Regions from separate parts of the Homo sapiens genome. Here region 1 is linked to region 2. Evidence: chromatin contacts called from ENCODE Hi-C data. All regions are on one chromosome and are shown on one strand. Each heading gives the region's core, a stretch centred on a gene start or an enhancer-like site at or near the end of the contact. The rest is flanking DNA. Distances are from core to core; before and after follow the strand shown.

Region 1 (3,734 bases), core at 257-2,756, 7.1 Mb after region 2:
GAGTTTAATGCTGAAATATTGGAAATTTTCATACAAGAAAGTAAAATAGCGAAAGATATTCCATCAATGGTTTCTTTTAAAAAGACATACAAATGGCAAGACATTTGATTCCCTATATTTTAATTTAAAAAAAAACCACTTTGTTGTAAACTACCATCTTAAAATATTTTATACTAAAAAAGCACTTTCTTCACAATCAATGCAAAGAATAAACTCCCTGAAAAAGAAATTTAATATTAGGATAAGGGAGGCAAAAACATTCAGAAATAGCAGCTAACCCAACTGAAAGGAAGAGACACATTAGGTTTTGTGCTGCATATTAATATTCTTACGCACAGTATCTGTTTGGTGAAAATTCACAATACACTTCTTCCTCCTTCTATGGCTGCAAAAAGGAGTAAACACATTTCACATTCTCCAGTTCCAAATTCATGCCACCATCATGCAATATGACTTAATTTCGACCCATATTTCTGTTACAATGAGTGAAAAAATAAAACCAAAAAACTTGTTTATCTGCACTCACAATTGAGGAAGGGGTAAAAGCATTTTTTAGCTAAGAAGACAGGGGCTGATTGATGCAAAGTCCGCACACCTCCAGAGATCCTACAAATGTGCACCCGACTGGGGAAAGCCACATTCAATGAATGCATCAGCCTCCTCCTCCGCTCCCCCCGCCCGCCGCCCCCCACCCACTTTGCAGCAGAAATGTGCCTGGGCTTTTTCACGCGAGCGATGGAGGATCCTCTTACCAGATGGAGTTCTTGATCTTGTGTTGCAGCGCGCTGGCCTCTGTCCCTGGCAGCCCGGGCACAAGGGCTGGCAGGGCCACCCCCGAGTTGGGGGCGCTGGGGGGAAGCTGCTGATGGGCATCAGGCTGCTGTGGTGGCGGCTGTTGTTGTTCCTCTGCCATCGCTGCAGAGGGGTGGGAGGGAGGGAGGGAAAGATGGGGGCGCGGGGAAGGGTGAGGGAAGAGACCGGGAGGGGAGGACGAAGGGGGGAGAGGAGGAGGGGGAGGGGGAGGGGAAGAGGAGGAGGAGGAGGAAGGAAGCTGGATAAGCTAGGCCTTTACCCCAGGGCTCGAGTGAGTCGCTTTCGCCTGCCGCCTGGGGAACATCACCGGGGAGACCAGCGGCTCCTCACGGCCGGGGCGCTTCACCGCGGGAGAGGCATGGCGGCGCCCCTCAGCCCCCCGCTGGCGCCGCCGCCTCCTCCCGTCAGCGGCCGGGGCTGTGGGGGGGTGAGATGGGGGCGTTTGAAGACGAAGTGGGGGGGGCAGGCTCCCCCCAAAATCCAAGAAGAACGGTTGCTCAGGGATTTGGCGGCCAAGCCTTCCTTCCTTGTCCCCGGGGCTTTCTACTGCCGGGTCCCCGTGCTGCTGCAGCCCCAGGCACCGCTCCACGCCACTCCCCACGCCGCCGCCGCCGCCGCCGCTCGCTCCCGGCCCCGCCGCCGCCGCGGCCGCCGCTGCCCTGCCAGCCCCGGAGGCAGCCCAGTGCGCGCAGCCGCACTGCGGCCCGGCGCAGACCGCACAACACCTACCGCTCCGCCGGGGGGCGTGGACCAGGGTGTGCGGGCCGCGGGCGCGACGGGCCGGGATGGGGGCGCACGGCGCGGAGGGCGGCGCGGGCCAGCGGGCCAGGGAAGCGCGCCGCTGGGGGCCGGGAGGAGTCCGGCCCGGCTGGTGGAGAGCAGGAAAACGTGGGGGAGGTGCTGGCGAGAGAAAGAGAACTTGCGTGAGGAGGAGGAGGAGAAACCAAATTTAATAATATTTGGCGTGGAAATGGGATTTGGGCGGGGGAGGCATCTTCAAAGCAAGTAAAGAGAAATCAACATTATCCCCCTTCCCCTGCACATGCATGTGAGGATTACTTCCTCCCTGAGTAAATGAAGAGAACTGAAGCAGGTAAGACGATAAACTGACTTTTCAGAAGCCCCCAAAGAAGAACACCCGTTGGAATTAACCACCCTTTAGGTAATTCGGTCTTGAACGGAAATCGCGAGTCAGGAGCTGGGTTGAGTGCTCCTCGGTCGGGCATTCAAAGCCCTCCAAATCTGGCCCCACTTTAACTATCCAATCATAGCGGCCTCCATCCCCCTGCAAGAACTCCCGGCTCCAATCAGGGAAGTCTCCATGCCATCCTCAACGCGCAGCAGATTCATTCTTCCTTCGTGCCTTTGCTCATGCTGTTCCCCTCCACCTCCCCACCCCACCCCACCCCCTTTCCAGGAATGCCCTCCCTCCTTTATACCGCTCCCAATTCCACCCAGGCTCTAAAGCATAGCTCAAGTCGCGGCTTGTCAGGGTCCCTGCAGCCAAGGCCACTGCCTGCCTCTGAAAGAAACGCATGTAGTACTCACAACATGGAGGCTCAGGCGTCAGCCACGAGCTCCTTCCTTTGGAGCCCGTTGAACACCCGCCCTCCCCCCGCAGACTCCGCACCATTCCCCCCCTTCCCATTCATACCTAAATGATAGCTTTGCCACAAATAAGTCAGTCTCCTTTAAGAGCAGAAGAATTGGCTTTTCTAGGTGGGGCTGATCAGGGAGGCTGCGTGGATGTAGAATACAACAGCCAAGGCCTCTGGCACCAAATGGAACAGCTGTTCAGCTCACACTGACCTTTCTTTGGGCCCGTGGGTGTTATGAGCCCTTCAGCTTTAACTTTTCTGATAGAGTGTCTATCAGGTTTCTACCTGTTAGATCCTCTGGCCACTTTCCTGCTGTGTGTGGACTTTGGGCTGTGGGGCTCTGCCACCTTTTAGACTCCTAGTGGATGGTGAATCTGATTGGCTTGGGTTGCCTGGCCTTTGAGTTCTCAGTTCCCTGCCTTGGCCTGAAACCCTCTTGCTTTTGTCCACTGTGCCCTCTCTCCTGGCCCACAGACTTAAGGCCCAGACTCACACTGAATGCTTGCACGTGGTGAGGGTTGAGGGTGGGGGTGCAGGGAGGAAGAACACCTGTGTGCAAAATAAGCCGCCCCCCCGCCCCCGGGGCCTCTTGGATTACGCTGTGCTCCAACTACCCATTGCACGAGTTGCATCACACAAATGAGCCCCCTTTTCCATACTCTAAGGTCTCTATTAGCTTAGCCACTTTAGGAAACTATAGGTGGTTTACGACATTCATTTTGCATACATATCTTCATGTGGGTGTGTAAAGACAGTATTTTTGTGGACCTAATTGATAGACATGGTGTGCACTAGACAGAAGCTTTGAAGGATAAAAATAGCTAATGTTTGTTGAACACTTTGTGTGCCAGACTAGCACTTTCCATACATTATCATAGTTATTCCTCCCCAAGAGTGTATAATGTAGGTATTATTAGTCTCCCTCTGTTACAGATGAAATGGAAGCTTAGGTTAATTAACATTCTTAAAATTACCCAATTAGTAAATGCAGGAGCCAAAATTTGAGTCCTGGAAGTTTAATTCCAGAGCCTGCAAGCTATGCTGAAACTGGAATTACGCTGAAAAATCTTGAATGTAGGTATATATATACGTGTGTGTGTGTATGCCCTATATCACGTTGAGGAAAGTTGCCAAGTTCCCCAAGGTTCTAATTTTTTGCCTTGCCAAGAGAGAATGATGGCTCCAAGTTGCAACACCCTGGGAGGGGGAGATCCTTAGGAAGTGGGAGAGTCATCGAGGGGGTAACGTATCTAAGGTCTGCCAAAGGCCTTAAGAAAAGGAAGCCGAGAACCAAGACGTTTTATAAAAAGTTCGCTACCGGGT
Region 2 (3,437 bases), core at 646-3,145:
TGACTATAAAAAAGAATGAAATTCTGTCAGTTTGCAGCAACATGGATCTGGAGAATTAGGTTAAGTGAAATAAGCCAGGCACAGAAAGACAAATATCACATGTTCTCACTCAGATCTGGGAGCAAAAGAAGTTGATTTCACGGTGGTAGAGAGTAGAATGATAGGAAGGGTGTTGTGGGGGGAAGAGGAGTGGGGAAGTAAGAGAAGTTGGTTAATGGTATGTACAAACCAACAGTTAGATAGAAGGAGTAAGTTCTAATGTTTGACAGCGGAGCAGGGTGACTATGGTTAAAACGTATTTTATATTTCAAAATATCTAGAAGAGATGACTTTAAATATTCCCTAGACACAGAAATGATAAAAACACAAGGTGATGGATATCCTAAATACCGACTTGATCACTACATATCCTGTGCATGTAACGAAACCCCCCATAAATATGTACAAAATACTATGAATCAATTAAAAAAATACAAGCACATATAAAAGAAACATTTTGATAACAAAACACCTGTAATATAAATAAACAGGTAATAAGTAAAAATGGACAGATACATATTCTTAATGAACTGAAGTCACTGCCTACAACTGGCTTGCACAAACTAAAATGTAAGGTAGAAACCATAACTATTAGCGAAACTACATTTAACTTTAAAAATTATAAAAATCTCTACTATGACTTTCAAATAATAGCGAGAATTTCCTTTCTCCCTTTTGCAAAGTGTGCCTTATTTTAAAATGCAAAAAACTGAAAATATATACGAAAAAGTTATAGACTAATTCAAAACAATGTATTAATATTTTGACAATCTCTGGCACTTAAAATGAGTCAGACGTCCCAAAACATCTATTTCGTAACTTTATGATAATGCAGCATCACCATAAAAGAACCATATGAAACACCCCCAAAATAAAGAAACACAGCAAAATTGACGTTAATTCTGGATCAAGATAATTTTCTGAGTTTCCACACGATGTTTTTGAATAGCAAACGTTATTCAAACTTGCAAATCCATTAATAAATGAAGCTTTGAATCTTTAAAAATCTCCATTCGGTCAGAAAAATTCGTTTATTTCTATGCTGTTGCTGTTTTAAACTTTGTATACTGGGAAATTTCTAAGGGAAAAGCCATGGGTTCAATTATCTTTCACCCGTCCTCCAAAAACACCACAAGCAAAACCTCCTCCCCAGCTTTTCTTTATAAAGAACTGAAAAAGTGGTTCGACTACCTTTTTTTCAGTTATCTTTGCTCTGAACTCTCCCCTACACACTTACCTCGGACCAAAACTGGCCCTGGCAAGACTATTTAAGCTATGTCTCCAGGAGACTCACAAGTTGCGTTTCGCAGTCAGGCCTGGGAGCAGTAAGGACACCCCCGTTTTCTGACTTCTCCTAGCATTTCGCACCCGCTCAGTTCCAGTGTGAAGAAGTGGGGGCCCGGAACGCTGGGCCCGAAAGGGCAAAGCCAGGGCCTACACCGCAGCATGGTCACCGAGGCGGCTAGCGCGGTGGGGAGGCAGAAGACAGAGAACCGAACGCCTGGGACCAGGGGCATCCGTGTAAACCGAAGAGGCGCTCAGACTCGGAGGGCAAGGCCCGGGGCCCCCTTCGCTGCCTCCTTTGCCCTCCCTTCCCCCATGCTGGAGAAGCAGGGCCCGGGCCCGGTGCGGGAACGGGGAGGAGGTAAACCAGTCCTGTCACCGCACTGAGAGAGGCTGTAAACGGCACATGCTCTACGGGGAGAGGCCGCGGGCGCCCCGGCCCGGACCCCGAAAACAAGACACATCACCACCCTCAGAGTTCCATTCCCTGCGCCTCACCAGGTCGTAGTCCTCCTCATCATCGCACATGAAATCATCCTCCATGTCAGACATCTTGGCCGGGAGGGGGAGGAGAAATTGGAGACAACCTCCTCCCACAATCCTCCGCGGCTCAGAGGCGTCACTCTCAGCTTCTTTCCGCCTTCCAGTCCCTCTTAGAGGAGCTGTTTCCTGCCGGAACTAATTATCTCGACTTGTAGCTGATTCGCTACGACTCCAAAAGAGACTGCACCACCCCCCGTTTCCTCCGAAGTGGTTGGTGCCTTAGCAACTAAAGCTGGCAACTGGGACATCGTCCGGTGCTGCAGGTCTCAGCCGAAGGGCGTCGGAAACTGCGCTCGCATCGAGCAGTTTCCAGCCTCCTGGGTAAAGGAGCAGTCTCCTCCCTTGCTTGGGACTCTGGACGCATCTCATTCCGGTGAAAGTAAGGGACAGCTTAGGACCAGAAGCCTTTCGCGGAGAAAAGGCTGACATGCCCGTCCTATATGACAGGTATTATTTCTGCTATCATTGTACGTGTGCATTTAGCCCACACATTGCGGTGGGTGTTCCTAAGATACTTGGAGTACTTTTCAGCAACACAGTTTACACTTAATGCTTGTTATATTTGTAGTTGACAAAACAATTCTATGGATATCCTAAATTAGGTATGCAGCTATCAGTTGAGTTGCCTTAAATCTTACTCAGTTGTTCAACGAGTTGTAAACTGACCTTTACAGCCCTTGGGACCAAATTAAGGTAACAACGACTGGTTTTTAAAAAATACATTACTGTGAACCTGAGGGCATCATGTTGTAAGGAGATGGGGGCTGCGGTGACTCGCGGGATCAGGAATTTCAAGAGAACCGAGCGGAAAGGGAAATCCGCAACATGAAGCCCTCTCTCGCTCCCAGGCACCCCTCTACCAGCAGCCTCCTGCCAGAGCAGATTAGTCTCTATCCAGAAATTAAGGGAGAGATTGCTCGTAAAGATGACAAGCTGCTGTCATTTCTAAAATATGTGTGTGTTGATTCCAAAGATCCTGTGTCTTCCGTGCAGCTGAAAGCTGCTGAAACACGTCAGGAGCCAAAGAAATTCAGATTGCCGAAAGGCCATCACTTTGATATGATAAATATTAAGAGCATTCCCAAAGGCAAAATTTCCACTGTAGAAGCATTGACACTTTTCAATAATCATAAACTTTATCCAGAAACATGAACTGCTGAGAAAATAGCGCAAGAATATCATTTAGAACAGAAAGATGTGAATTCCCTTCTTAAATATTTTGTTACTTTTGAAGTCAAAATCTTCCCTCCTGAAGACAAGAAAGCAATACAATCAAAATGAAGAAAATCACAAAAATTTCCTATGTGTACTCCTCATCCCTCATCCTGTATATTTTCTTATTTTTGCATATTAAATTATGTTAATTACCAAGTGTTTAATGCTCTCATTGTGAGAGCATCCTCTTAATATTTATTGAGCTCCCTGAATTTTCAAGATTGCCATAGACTGTATTTTGTTTTCTTTTAATTTGGTTTAGGCATATTTCATATGTACATGTTAGCATGACTAATCAGCACATCTGTACCTTTATTATAAGTAAAAGAGTTAATTTGTTATTTTAGACACATCAT

The links. Hi-C counts contacts between places; a loop is a spot of excess contacts on that map. Pooled maps may share reads with other maps.
Region 1: a map of CD8-positive, alpha-beta T cell shows a loop between it and region 2 (7-fold over the local background). The contact joins the promoter of RFX7 here to the promoter of COPS2 in region 2. A Hi-C loop is called at or near these places in 2 of 168 maps with a recorded cell type or tissue (CD4-positive, alpha-beta memory T cell and CD8-positive, alpha-beta T cell) and 5 of 50 pooled maps.

What each region holds. Positions count from the first base shown.
Region 1 is chr15:56,242,373-56,246,106 of GRCh38, forward strand. RFX7 (regulatory factor X7) reads right to left here and starts at 1,507. Exons shown (of 10, transcript NM_022841.7): 1 at 1,073-1,507; 2 at 753-915. The coding sequence starts at 913. It overlaps LOC124903569 (laforin-like), which reads right to left and starts at 2,446. Exons shown (of 3, transcript XM_047433428.1): 1 at 2,362-2,446; 2 at 1,611-1,807; 3 at 979-1,510. The coding sequence starts at 2,446. The coding sequence ends at 1,061. It also overlaps a transcript of TEX9 not described here. RefSeq lists silencers at 1,033-1,102, 1,193-1,252, 1,403-1,692, 2,183-2,232 and enhancers at 1,479-2,124, 2,125-2,770, 2,483-2,532, 2,771-3,416.
Region 2 is chr15:49,153,704-49,157,140 of GRCh38, forward strand. It overlaps COPS2 (COP9 signalosome subunit 2), which reads right to left and starts at 1,896. Exons shown (of 13, transcript NM_004236.4): 1 at 1,822-1,896. The coding sequence starts at 1,875. It also overlaps a transcript of GALK2 not described here and the pseudogene NDUFAF4P1. RefSeq lists enhancers at 1,642-2,171, 1,930-2,848.